Regions from separate parts of the Homo sapiens genome. Here region 2 is linked to region 1. A link is a loop called in an ENCODE intact Hi-C map of the cell type or tissue named here. Cell type or tissue: right lobe of liver. All regions are shown on one strand. Region 1 overlaps DOCK11 (dedicator of cytokinesis 11). Region 2 has its middle 32 kb from the start of CT47C1.

What was found. A loop is a pair of places that touch in the nucleus more often than their neighbours do. Peaks named below come from ENCODE experiments on the same cell type or tissue, not always from the same donor. Only the 100,000 strongest peaks of a DNase experiment are listed, where the experiment ranks them.
Region 2: a loop joins it to region 1, with 5 times the contacts of the local background. A loop is called at or near these places in 1 of 110 quality-filtered maps.

The regions. Positions count from the first base shown.
Region 1 is chrX:118,636,238-118,640,237 of GRCh38, reverse strand. It overlaps DOCK11 (dedicator of cytokinesis 11), which reads right to left. Exons shown (of 53, transcript NM_144658.4): 36 at 3,826-3,892; 37 at 2,111-2,158; 38 at 661-803. Among named protein-coding and RNA genes, the nearest start is that of IL13RA1, 89 kb to the left of the region's middle. In right lobe of liver, a CTCF peak has its summit at 2,065 (motif pointing left); no DNase peak of the experiment used is centred here.
Region 2 is chrX:119,039,190-119,043,189 of GRCh38, reverse strand. No RefSeq gene overlaps it. Among named protein-coding and RNA genes, the nearest start is that of CT47C1, 32 kb to the left of the region's middle. RefSeq lists an enhancer at 1,361-2,560. In right lobe of liver, no CTCF peak of the experiment used is centred here; a DNase peak (open chromatin) is centred at 1,809; H3K27ac peaks cover 1,712 bases.

The DNA of each region.
Region 1 (4,000 bases):
TTTGCTTTTCATAGGATAGCTTCCATTTATATAACCCTCTAGCTTCCGCAGTTGGGCAAGATTTCTCTCCTTGCCCTATTTGCCTTGTCAATACTTCAACCTGTCTGAAATACACCTTTGCCAAACTAGTATTTAGGATTCACCGATTTCTGCAGTCAACTCAGCATGTTCATTCCCTAATCATTAAATGACCAAAAGTAACTAAACAAATATTACATATACTATTATATTAAGATGTCAATATTTGCATTGAAGTCTAACAGTAGGAATGAAGAATACTCAATATAAAAATATTATGAGAATAGCAATTCCATGGGAAAAATTTAGTTTCTTTAACACTAAGAAGAAAACATCATGACCTAAAATTGTTCAAAAATCCATGTGTATTTTATCATTTTATAGTCATGTATGATGAAATTGATTATATACATAGCAGAGAGATGCAAACACATGTATGGGAAATCATTTCCCATCATATTGGCAATTTAAACCAGGACTTCTTTTCTTCATACATATTTAAGGGATACAGGTGATATTTTGTTACATGCATATAATGTGTAATGATCAAGGTATTTATGGTATCCATCACCTTCAGTTTTTATTATTTAAACCAGGACTTCTTTAAGGTCAAATGGGTACCACACACACATTTTCACTTACTGTGATTAAGTGTAAATGAACTTTCTAGGCTACTAAGATGCTGAAGCCGGGCCTGCATTACTCCTGATCTGTTTCGAAGAGCAGGCATGGTTTGCGATTTTCGGTCTATTCCGAAGTGTTTTGACAGCCAGGCATCATGCACCCTAAAATAAATTTTAAAGTCAGGAACTGGAGTGCTCTAATAACATATCTCAATGTTATCATCTTTTTAACTAAAAAAAATTAGGTTTCCACATAAACATAGTAGTACACTCAAGGATTAAATGAAGTGTCACTAGAAACTGGATGAAGTTTTAATGTATCTTTAAAATAGCATATATGAATATAATTAAGGAATTTAGAAAGAGCTTCCACTTCCCTCCTTCTTCTCAAAAACATCAGAGATAAGTGGCCAACACTCCAATAAGATTTAATCTTTTCACAGGAGGTGAGGAAGGGCAAGAGTGGGAAGAAGACAGCCAGAGGTTCACTAAGAGTTGAAATGAGAGGGGAAACTCCTAGAGCCAGATGTTCAAGAATGAATGCCAATCTAATCTGTTTCTGAACCTGAGGTAAGTTTGGATTAGAAATTTTTACTCTGTAAGCATGTCCATTGCTAAGATGAACAAACTTTTCTTTGTTTTACTTTAATGTTGTTTCCATTTAAAAAATTACAACTGGGTCATACATGGACTAAGGAAGAAATAGTTTGTTTATCCTCTAGTAAACGTAGTGGGAGAGTTGACAGAATCCTAGAGACTGAGGTTCATGGTAACAATGGCCATACCAGCTCCAACTTATGGGAAAACATGGTTGAAATTGGAACCCTCACCACCCAAACTACCTATCCTTAGGACGTTCCAGAGACTGAACAGTAATCCCCATCCACACAGCCTCTTAAAAATTAAACATTTTTTAAAACTGTTTTTGAGCTCCTTTAATGACTAACTCTACCCCTAAAATACATCTCATTGAAATAAGCAAGTAACCTTCTTCACCTTAGAATCTCTCAAATATTTCCTTAAGTATTTATTTCACTAGGACTTACATGGCAAAAAGAGGAAATAGATAATGTATCATTTATGTCCCAATTGCTGTTGGGGATTTCTATTTGCTTTAGTAACTGAGGTGAGTATTGATAGTTTTCAGACAAAAATACAGACCTTACAGTTGTCCTCACTTTATGATTTCCTGCCTTCCCCTGGATCTAGCCTCTTCTGGATTCCTTTAGAAAAGATAAGCATCTCACAAGGTAGAAACTCTGTATATCACTTTAATCATCACTCCTTGGGAAGCTTGAAAATGTAAAAGTTCCCATTCGTTTAAACTTTCAATTGGGACATGTTAACTAAATCACCGGTATCCCAATGTTAACTCAAAGTATGCAACCTAGGTTTTACATGGCATGACTAAGATTGCCCTCTGTTGGAAGAGAAGGAAAAAGTAGAAATTGCAGTGCTATGGGAATTACCTTGCTATGTTTCTTTTCCCCATATATCTAAAGTGAAACAAGCATACTCTAGAAAGAAAAACAATAGCATGTTAGTAATATATTAACATCCTCTACAGATTAACAAGTGATATTTTAAAAGTCATAAGTTACAAAGAATAGCCTATTTAAATCATATTATAATGATAAGTGTTTTGCTATACAGAAATACATAGATAATTAATTGCGGGCTTGCCATATTCTCTTTCTACATTTATTTGCTACAATTACATCATGTTTTCATATACAATTTTAATGACAGGTTTAAAAAACCTGTCAATGCAAATCACCCTTTATGCTCTGTAACTTATCATAGCAAAGGTCTCCATCAGTCATTTTTTATTTTTGACACAGGACCTCGCTCTGTCACCCATGCTGGAAGGCAGTGGAATGATCATGCGCGGCTCACTGCAGCCTCGACCTCCCAGGCTCAAATTATTCTCTCACCTCTGCCTCCCAAGTACCTGGAACCACAGGTGCACATCACCATGCCCAGCTAATGTTTTATTTTTTGTAGAGATCAGGTCTCACTATGTTGCCCAGGCTGCTCTCAAACTCCTGGGCTCAAGTGATCCTCCTGCCTCAGCTTCCCAAAGTGCTGGGATTACAGGCGTGAGCCACCACGCCTGGCCCGCCAGCATAGTCAATAATATCTCTAAAAGGTTCTTCCACACTAAAAATTGGGGCAATTTCTACATTTTAAATAATAGCATTAAAATACTTTATATTATTAAAAATTTCAAACGCGTACAAAAGTAGGGAGAGTACCATAGTTAACTCCTACATACCCAATCATCCCCCAGATTCAACAATGATTGAACTCATGGCTATTCTTGTTTGACCTCTGCCCTGAATAGGTCCCCTGATATCCCTCCACCCTCCCTACCCCTGTGTTTCTAAAGCAAATCCCCAACATCAGATATTTTCATTAGTAAATATTTCAGTACAATTACAGTAGTTAAAAAAAAATCTTAACTGCTGTTTATTCTTCTGACATTTTCCGTAAAAGTTTGTAAGACTTTAATCCAAGGGTTTTGTATTGATATGCTTTGTTTTTGTAGACATGCACATACAAATCATATACGTGTACTATTTATTTAAAAATTTATTGCATTTCATTCTATCTCTAATTTTTCTTTTAGCTTCCAATAATCATATAAAAATAGCTCAGGATGAAATATAGGACAACTTCCCATGTCCAGACTAGGTTTCCCCCCAAGAGTCTTGGAATACATACATATACACGTGTGTGTGTGTGTGTGTGTGTGTGTGTGTGTGTGTACACACAAATACACAGACACATTTCTGCAGTGGGTAGAATTACTCAGCTCTACATGAAAGTACAAATTCTAAATTCCAATCATTTACACTGCTCCACTAATCCAGCATCTGTTCCAAATGAATGATGCACGACAGATGATACTACTTCTAGTTTTTCAGATCACAGAAAGCCTTTTGCTGGGCTTTAAAGATGGTTTATTATTAGCTAGAGTTTCAGCAGTATACAAAGTATTCCACGTTCACATTTTTCTTCTGTCTGCAGGTAAAGAACCTCTATGTCAGGCTCTATATTATCAAAATAATTTAACATTTTCTACATTATTAGCAAATAAGCTATTAAAAACAGAAAAAATTGTAACAGTTGAATTCTCCCCAAATAAGGGGAAAGTATATGAAGATAAATTAATATAACTTACTCTAAAAGTATAAGAATGTTTATGAGCTCCTGAGGTGATACTTTATTCCAGTAAGTTAAGAGAGTATCTGAAAATGGAATAAATAAAGTGTTAGATCTTGAAATAATTACAGCAAATAGCACAGTGAATCCCCAAGTCCTATGTAGCTTCAAGGACTATCAACTCAAGGTGAATC
Region 2 (4,000 bases), 400 kb before region 1:
GAGGCTGTCAAGGCCACACCTTATTGTCAACATTTAAGTGACTCTACTCTTTGCATTTGGAACACATGGGGGTGCTTCAGGGGTGCCCACATGATAGTTCTTTGATGACTGTGTCTAGAACAATTAAAATATCCGCACAGATCTTGCCTTTGGTTTTGTGTGTGTGTGCCATTACTGAAGCTTTGTTTCTGGGGGAAAAAAGTTTCCTCTGGAGGCTGGAAGCCTTTCTATTTCCTATGACTACAATCTGAGATTGAAAAGTTATGTGGTGAATTGGTCTTCACTGATTTGGGGGGGATATTAAAAGCACTCACTGCCCTGAAATTAGATCTCTGTATCTGTCATGGAAAGACTTAGTAACATTTCATAGAAGCTCACTTCCAGAGTTTCCTTTCTTTTGAGGGAAAAACAAAAAAAACAAATTAAACATAAAGAAATTTGTTAGAAAACATCTTGACTAGGCCAGGCACAGTGGCTCACGCCTGTAATCCCAGCACTTTGGGAGGCCGAGGCGGGTGGATCATGAGGTCAGGAGTTCAAGACCAGTCTGATCAATATGGTGAAACCCCATCTCTACTAAAAATACAAAAATTAGCCAGGCATGGTGGTATGCGCTGGTAGTCCCAGCTACTCCAGAGACTGAGGCAGGAGAATCGCTTCAACCTGGGAGGCAGAGGTTGGAGTGAGCCAAGATTGTGCCACTGCACTCCACCCTTGGCGATAGAGCGAGACTCTGTCTAAAAAAAGAATATATTGATTAATGTGCTGTTTCCAGAGAACGAACCTCGCAAAATAGCCTTCAATTTGAGAGCTGGTCAGTTCCATTGAGAGCTGAGTATGATGTTAGGGCATCCAAGGGATGCCTAAAAGGTCAAGTGTGCAGAAGAACCCAGGGAGCACCCAAGTGGTCAAAGGTCAAGTTATACTGACAGTGATGAACAATGACATCATCTTCTATATGGGCTGCACAAATCATTCCGTTAGTATGAACACAGAGAACCCTGGGATAGACCCTAACAGAAGTCTAACAAGGTAGTTAATAGAAGATAGTCACTACATTCATGGTAGAAGGTAGTTAATGCATTTATACACTCCTTACCAAGCATTAGGGAAGCTCAGAGAGAAGCCCATGTGTTGTTTCATGCCTAGCTTTTTGGGATATGTGGCCTTCGATTGGGTCAACATGTGCTGAGGGTTGATCCTCAGCTTTTAGGATGCAGAAATTAGATTAGATCACTGCCTCCTCTTCCAGGGTGATGAGGTTCTGGGGAGATAATTATCACTAATCAAACTCATAATAAATGGATTTTAAACACACATGGCCAATTTAGTGATTTACAGTGGAGATAACCTTCTATTTACCTCTATATAGCAGTGACTCCAAGATTAGATTTCATCAACTAATTTAACTTCCAAAATGATTTGGGGGAGTAATTTAATAATGATTCACACTCTTCGAGCACTTACTGTGTGACAGGGACTTTGAGACATTTTTTACATGATTTATCTTCTTTAAACTTCACGATAATCCTGTGACATATTATAAAGCACCATTTTATCTCCTCATTGTAGATGAGGAAATTAAACCTCAGACAGAGGATGTAATCTACAGGTGGTAAATGACAAATCTGTATGACTCCGAAGCCATCAAATGTCATAATAATAATAGAAGACACAGCTCCTTCCTCAATCAGCTGGGAAGAGTATGGGAGGGGATGAGGAAGAAGGCCTAGAAGCGGAAAACATAGCTTGTCTCCCACTGCCTATGACTCAGCTGCAGCTGTGACTCATAGAGGACTGAAGGTCACTCAGCAAGCTGGAAATGACCCTGGACTTCAGTATTAGAGCCAACGCATGAGTGCTGTAGCTCTGGTTGTTATCCCCAACTGACCTCTCTCACCACTACTCCCCCAGAGTTACACATTCTTCAGTCCTGCACTCCTACCTTCTCTCAGACAAATGTGATCAAAGGTAACGAATAAGCCACCTGGGTGTGCTGTTTGGGGATTGGGGAGGTCAGAGGTGCGTTCTGAGACAGCAATGATGTTGACAAGAAAGCAATTTTCAGGGTCAAGAAGTTGGGCAGCATCCCAGACTGGTCTTTTGGCATTTGCATGATTGGTGAGAATGGGGACCCTGACCCCTATGATAGGACTGATGTGGATCAGGCGACAGGCTTTCCTCCCACAGGATGCTGAGAAAAGAGAATCCATCTCTCTCTCCTTCAATGTGTGACCCAGGCTGGAAACAATTTTTTTCTAAATCAACCCTCGTGCTCTTCAGCAGATGCAAAAGAAAACAGTTGCCTTGTATGATGCTCTGCAATTCCCACATTAAATGAAACTGGGTTGATTAATCTATTTGCATCCGGTTTGCAGAGGTGTTGCTGAGATAAAAGAGCCTAATGGTGGGTATTCATTTCCAGCAGTCTCTGTATTAAGTACCAGTTTTTTATCTGCCACTTGTAGGCATAATGGGAACTTACAGTGGTTGGAATAGGTTGCAGGATAGGGAAGAATGAGGACTGAAAGGAATGTGTCTCTCGGATAGCTCAGCCTTCCTAATGTTGGCAAACCTTCAGGTTCCCAAGCCTAGGTTTTTTGTAACTGCCAGCATGCCCATCCTGGTCTTCCTGTTTTCTTGTCCACATATCGCTTTACTCCCAAGTCCAGCCGGTTATAGGGGAATAACAATAGGCCTCCCCGCCGACCCTTCTCCCCCATCAAAAAGAGGCCTGCCCACTCTTACCAGATTAGCAGGAGCAGCAGGGATCGTCTAGTCTGGGTAGTGCCAGACTTCTAACTCAAACCTTAAGCTTTCTGTTTTCTCAGGTTTTGTGGGTTTTTTTTCCTTCTTTAATGCATTCCCCCACCGCTTCCCATCCTGAAAACATAGGAACAACATGTTTCTGTTAAGCTTTCTGTTTTCTTAGGTTTTGTTTTTTTCATTCTTTAATGCACTTCCCCACCACTTCCCATCCTGAAAACATAGGCACAACATGCACACGCCTTGTCTCTCACCCCAGGTGAAGGCCCTCCTGATAATAGGGAAGAGTGATGCAGCCTCGGGCCTTTATAAAGACCTACTTGCTTCCTCCTGGGTGAGTGGGCTGTGATCTTCACTTATTCCAATTATATACTCATTGGTCAGCCGATTCCCATAAAGCTCTTCTCTGACCTAGTTGCACCTCTCAACTTAATTATTTCATAGGTTACCAGAGGTGCGGCTGCCAGGTTGCTATAGAAACCTTTGCTCTACTGACCTTTTTTCCCCCAATAAAAAGTTAAATTAAAAAAAAGTTAAATCAACTATTCAATGAAGAATTGGGTATATTTTAAGTATAATGTTTTCTTTCACAGTGGGGAATACTTCGAAGCCTTCTACCTTAGACAAATATAATTTGTCTCCTGGGGTATTTTTGTTTTGTTTCTTATTTTCACATTTCCAATCAAATAATCCTGGCCAGGCATGGTGGCTCACACCTGTAATCCCAGCACTTTGGGAGGCCAAAGCAGGTCGATCACCTGAGGTCAGGAGTTCGAGACAAGCCTGGCCAACATGCTGAAACCCCATCTCTACTAAAAATACAAAAATTAGCTGGGCGTGGCGATGGTCACCTGTAATCCCAGCTACTCAGGAGGCAGGAGAATCGCTTGAACCCCGGAGGCAGAGGTTGCAGTGAGCCGAGATCGCACCATTGCACTCCCACTGGACAACAAGGGTAACACTCTGTCTCAAATAATAATAATCCTATTGAGTTCTCAAAAAGGATAGACAATAACCTGGGAGTTGTACATGCTATTGCTAAAGGACCAAATTTATTGTCATGCCCAGGCTGTACAGGCTTGAAGGGAGTGGGGAAGGGCTGATGCACATGAGAGCTCTGATGAAAGAGTTTGGGCAAGGACAGAGTACAGGTGGCATTGATCTTACCCAGAGGACATTTTCTCAGGTCACTTTAATTCCTTTATGAGATGACAAAGGACACCTGCCAATCTGA